Linked DNA regions of Homo sapiens: region 2 is linked to region 1. A link is an interaction called in ENCODE POLR2A ChIA-PET data of the cell type or tissue named here. Cell type or tissue: K562. All regions are shown on one strand. Links, peaks and the distances in the headings refer to the core of each region. The heading gives the core; the rest is flanking DNA.

Region 1 (2,917 bases), core at 224-2,723:
AGAATAAGTCATCTATCTTCCATTTTGATACAGAAATCCTAAGTGATCAATCAGTTGTCAAAACTTTTTAGATAACTCTAATCAATATTTAGGCAGGAAATGTGCCTTCCAGGCCCAGGCTGGTAAAAGTGAACATGCTCTACCTTTCCTAGCTCGTGTTAGTTTCCATTTTATTTTGAGGACATGGCTGATTATGTTAAATTCTAGTTTTAGTTCCATGTCTTCCTTCTCACCTTCTCAGCCCTAATCTTTGGACCAATGCAGTCAACAAACATATTCTGATTATCTGGTATGTGCCAAACTACACTAAGGGAACAGAGATGAAGAAGACATTGGTTCCCCCAGGAAGAGAGGCGGGAAGGTGGAAGGAAGCAGGAAAAGGCAGATAGGCCTAGAATCAGACTCACTACTTGAGATGGGATGAAGGTGAAGACCCTCCCTGACAAAAGAGTAGTAAGCAATAGCAGACAATTCTACCTTTACCGTTGGTGAGGAACACAACAAAAAACAAAACCAAAAATACATTTGGGCCATTGTTTTCATTCTCCTGCTCCTATGCCTTCAACTAGGAGCTTGTCACAGCTGATAATAAGCAAAGGGGACATGGAGGGGGTTCATCTCACCTTACTAGATATTCTCTGATGAAAATCTTTACAAGGAGCTAGGAAAAGCAAAATATAGTTGGTCCTCCATATCCATGGGTTCCATATCCATGGATTCAACCAACTGTGGATCAAAAATATTTGAAAAAAGAAAAAGATGGTTTGGTCCATACTAAACATGTACAGACTTTTTCTTGACATTATTCCCTAAACAATACAGTATAATAACTATTTACATAGAATTTACATTGTATTAGGTATTATAAATAATCCCGAGATGACTTAAAGTATACAGGAGGATATGTGTAGGTTATATGCAAATACTATGCCATTTTATATCAGGGACTTGAGCATCCCTGGATTTTGGTATCTGCTGGGGGTCCTGAAACCAATCCCCTATGGATACCAAAGTCCAACTGTAGTTATAGCGAACAGATTCATAATCCACACCCTACTAGGCATTCTTTTAAAAACCCCTCCTCTTTTCAAGAGTAGAGGAGCCGTGAAATCCAAGGCCATCACGCATAGACCACAGACCGGCAATGCTGGAGTGGACCATGAGACTGTGTGAGCCCACTGCCCTCACTGCACAGGTAGGAAGCAGGTTCACAGAAGCTGAGTGACCTGTCGAAGGTCACACCACAGCTCGTTCGTCAGAACCACTACAGCCTGCATATAATCTTCTCTAATCTAATTCTCACTGCAATATTATAGCCTGGATATTAGAGCAGCATTAGATATACTCGGAAAACAGTGAGAGGCCATGGGAGTAACAATGTCATTAAAGTCTTAATTAAGGACACACGGTGACCTCAAGCAAATCTCACCATTTTTACCCTGTATCTCCCTGCTGCTCCCTCTCTTATCTCCCTGCTGCTCCCTCTCTGTCATGTCAGTTCTAGCTTCTTATTCTAAGAAAACTCATCCTTATCTCACTCCACCAAACCATACGAGACTTACACAGAAAAATGCCCCTTCAGTCCTAAAAACAGGATGGCTTCCTGGCATCATTCTAGTCCCTACCTCCGTTAAACTAAGTAAAAAACATGTAAAAATGCCTCACTCTTTGAAGGGAGTGTGAGACAACCAATTGCCACATGGCACTAAAAATGGTAACACTGAAAAGGTTCTTTGTTGAAATGCATGGCTTATTTATCCTATAGCCTCTGAAAACATATGAGGCCCGTGCAATTACTTTTAATATTTCACCCATGCCAATCTGTCAAAGCACCACGTCAACTGAATGCAGCCGGCTGTGCCAGACAATACATTTGCCAAGACAAAAGCAGGATTCGACTGGACCCAAGCTCCCCCAGTTCTCAGGGCAGGCCACCTTCTTAAATCTGACAGCCTCCACATGCACCAGCTTCATTTTTGCAGCAGTTCATGCACACAGAGGAAGTTTCAGAGGATGGAGAAGCGGGAAAATGGCTACGTGGCCCTGAACAAAAGGCACATCTGCTCTTCTGCATGCATTTTCGTCATTCCTAAATGAATCTGTGAAACCTGGCCCGACTGTGTGTGGGGACAGAGGAGGAGCTTGGCACTCGTCCCTCATCCCTTAGGGTTTGTTAATCTCTTTACACTGTCTTCCAAGGTAATATTCAAATCAACCACACAGCTCAATTTACTTTGCTTGTGACTCTAATTGAATAAATCTAAAATAACAACAGACGCACTGGCCCAGAGCCTTGGCCAAATTTTTCCTTAGACACTTAAAGCACATTCTGGCTGTTTTAATTCTGCCTGCAAGCAGGTAAATGCACTCTTGTCCAGTGCCTAATTTTACACCAGAGGGAGAATGACTGTCATTCTGTGTACTGTTTCCAAGGTGGCTAATATTTACTGATGGGTAGAAGCTTTGCAGAAGTAACCCAATAAAAACTTAAGCACCCTTGAAGGTGGGGAGAATATTCTCATCCAAGTTGGTTAGCTGGCCTTTCACACAAAGATGTTTAATAAGGTACTATTCTGTGCCTGCATATCACTTCTTCAGAATCATAAGTGCTGAGTCGGCTCTGAGAGTTTGTTCAGTCTCTTTTCTAGGTTATGTTTAGGTGAGTCTTCAATGATCCTGAGTGTGCAGCTATTCCCATTTGTAAACGTATCCAGAGAACAACTGCTCTAATAAGCCTGCCACTCATTCTAGTTTCTCTCAATCCTTTTGGAGAGGGTAAGAATTTTAAAAACTGGATCATTACCTACTAGGGGTAGGAATGCAGGCTGAGCCTTAGGAACATGGCACAATAAGTAAGCAGCCAATGATAGTTTAGAACAGGTAGGTCAAACTTCAGAATGTCCAAGCTTTCCTCTGG
Region 2 (2,917 bases), core at 203-2,702, 360 kb after region 1:
CATGCATATATAAGAAAATGTCTAAGACCAGGTAAGAGCTGAAGGACAGAGACAGGAGAGAAGCTGATTTTTCATCCTGTATGTATTTATGCCTTCTGATTTTTTTTTTTTTTTTTTGAAACAAAGTCTCGCTCTGTTGCCCAGGCTGGAGTGCAGTGGCGCAATCTCAGCTTACTGCAGCTTCCACCTCCTGGGTTCAAGCAATTCTCCTGCCTCAGCCTCCCGAGTAGCCAGGACTACAGATGCCCACCAAGACGCCTGGCTAATTTGTTTTTTTTTTTTTTTTTTTTTGAGACAGGAGTTTCACTTTTGTTGCACAGGCTGGAGTGAAATGGCACAATCTCAGCTCACTGCAACATCCACCTCCCAGGTTCAAGTGATTCTCCTATCTCAGCCTCCTGAGTAGCTGGGATTACAGGCGCATGCCAACATGCCCAGCTAATTTTTGTATTTTTAGTAGAGATGGGGTTTCTTCATATTGGTCAGGCTGGTCTCAAACTTCTGACCTTAGGTGATCTGCCTGTCTCAGCCTCCCAAAATGCTGGGATTACAGGTGTGGGCCACCATATCCTGCATTTTTTTTGAATTTTTAGTCGAGACAGGGTTTCACCATGTCAGCCAGTCTGGTCTTGAACTCCTGACCTCAAATGATCCACCTGCCTCAGCCTCCCAAACTGCTGGGATTACAGGTGTAAGCCACCGTGCCTGGCCCTTGAATGTTATACTATATGCATTGCAAGCCACTAGGCTTTATGGCCACTCTCTCCTTTATCCCTGCTGTTCAGCCAGCCTCTGTCTGGACAATATCTCTGCCATTTGGCCCTCCTTTCCACCCTCATCACAATGGACATAATGTAGAGACCCTCAGCATCTTCCTCCTGGAGAATTAAAACAGCCTTTAACCACTTTCCCTTTTAAATAACTTATCTTCTCTGATTGACGCTAGGCACCATTCCTGGACCCACCTTTCTAAAGCACCAGTTTATTAAGTTTCACAAAATCAGGGTTCCACTTAGCCTATCAAAGTGCTCCACACGGGCCCAAGCCCCTTTCTCTTCCAGGGACTAAATCGCACACTCCAGCTGATCAAAACTCGAACAGCTGCTCTTTTTTTCCCTACCACTAACCCTCAACTCCGGTGGCCTCCTTTATCAGGAATGCCCATGTCATGATTGTCTCCCTTCCCCATATGCACCGGCTAAAATGGCTCGTGGCCTTCAGCACCTACTGAAACCACCACCAACCTCAGGCGCTTCCCCTGGTGTCCGCCTGGGATGTGAATGCTCCCTCCCCTAAGCGCCATGGACCATGTGTTTCTTTTGCAACCCCTGAAATAGGCTGCCTCTCATGCCTGCTTGCTGCTGCTTCCTTCTAAGCAGCCACGGCAATGATAGGCTGCATGCCCTGCTCTGTTCCTCAGTCTCCTGAGCAGTGAGACTCCCTAGCAATACAGAGCAAGTCCTCTGGCAAGGTAACACTTTCCTTGAAATTCCAAAAATTCCTATTGCTCATTAAATGACTAAAAAGCCATCTGAATCCCTACATTTCAATGTACTTATTTTGCATGGTTGCACAGCATTCACAATGGCATTATACTGACAAGCTAGGAAGTATTAAAAATATTACATAACAGTTACTGATTCTTTTTGCCTTCTCAGTGCAGACTGGTAAAGTTTGGAGTATCAAGCACATACTCAAGACAGTCCATTTTACCACCTGTCACTTAAAAGTCATTTTCTAGAATTATTGTTTTCTTAAATGAGAGAAATGATCTGACTCCGGGTGAACACATAAGGTTAGTGATGGCTAGGAGCACTGACTAAATTGAATGGTTTCAGGTCCTCGAGAAGTGTCTACCATTTCCCAATACAAGGCAATTATGCATTTAGTTAGGATACAGTCACGTTAAAGGAGGTGATCCCTGTAGACACACAGAGAGATATCATTACTATATATTGGTTCGGACAATCACTGTGGACAACAATTTTAAAATATCATCAAATTCACAGAATAGTGGTTACCGGGGGCAGGGGGGGTGGGAGAATGGGGAGCTGCTGTTTAAGGAGTACAGAGTTTCAGTGTGGGATGATGAAGTTCTGAAAAATGGATGATGGTGGTGTTTTCCTCAAGCATGTGAATGTACTTAATGCCACTGAACTGCACACTTAAAAATGGCTAAAATGGTAAATTTCATGTTATATATATTTTACCACAATTTTAAAAATCCACCATGAAACATGACTTTTAAGCATTTTTTTGACACAGTAAAAACAAAACAACTACAGGTTCTTTTCATTTCTAATTTAAAGACGGAAATAAGACAAAATAAGTGAAAGAACAGCAGTTTATTTTAAACCTGATGCCTCTAATACATGAATTATTAAAGTTTATGCTATTAAATCTTTTTAAGTCTTACCTTCACTTGTAAAGTATTTATATATTATTAAGGCTTAATCTGCTAATTCTTCTTTCTTAAATCCCATGCTTTGTTTAAGAAGCTTTTAGACTCTATGACCAATACATGCTATGTAGTCATAAGACAACAGTTGCATAAATACTTGCTGACAACGGTTAGCCCTACAAAGGAAATTGTGGAAGACTCGAGTACAAAGTAAACCCAATCTTTACTCCCCAAAGTGTCATCCCTCAAACTAAAGTCCAGGATAGCTCCAGCCAATCTGACAGAATACAATTAAAATAATATAAATCAAAAATTAAAAATGGAAGGAAAATACAATGCCAATAGTAAATCATAAAATGTCACTAAAAACATAAGATCTTCTACCCCTACATACTTCTTAACTAAACCTTAAAATATACCTACAATATATTGAAAAATGAATTATACACAGTGTATAATTTACTGTAAACCTACATACTTTCTGAGGCTGCGAAGGCCTAACAACTCAAGTAGGAA

The links. ChIA-PET counts read pairs that join two places held together with the same protein. Peaks named below come from ENCODE experiments on the same cell type or tissue, not always from the same donor. Only the 100,000 strongest peaks of a DNase experiment are listed, where the experiment ranks them.
Region 2: POLR2A ChIA-PET joins it to region 1 with 5 read pairs; 1 of 35 experiments calls an interaction of 5 or more read pairs at or near these places.

What each region holds. Positions count from the first base shown.
Region 1 is chr6:5,644,679-5,647,595 of GRCh38, reverse strand. All of the region lies in intron 6 of FARS2 (phenylalanyl-tRNA synthetase 2, mitochondrial), which reads right to left. Among named protein-coding and RNA genes, the nearest start is that of FARS2-AS1, 190 kb to the right of the region's middle. In K562, for the core only: no CTCF peak of the experiment used is centred there; a DNase peak (open chromatin) is centred at 1,475.
Region 2 is chr6:5,280,749-5,283,665 of GRCh38, reverse strand. All of the region lies in intron 1 of FARS2 (phenylalanyl-tRNA synthetase 2, mitochondrial), which reads right to left. Among named protein-coding and RNA genes, the nearest start is that of FARS2, 21 kb to the right of the region's middle. In K562, for the core only: no CTCF peak of the experiment used is centred there; a DNase peak (open chromatin) is centred at 1,175.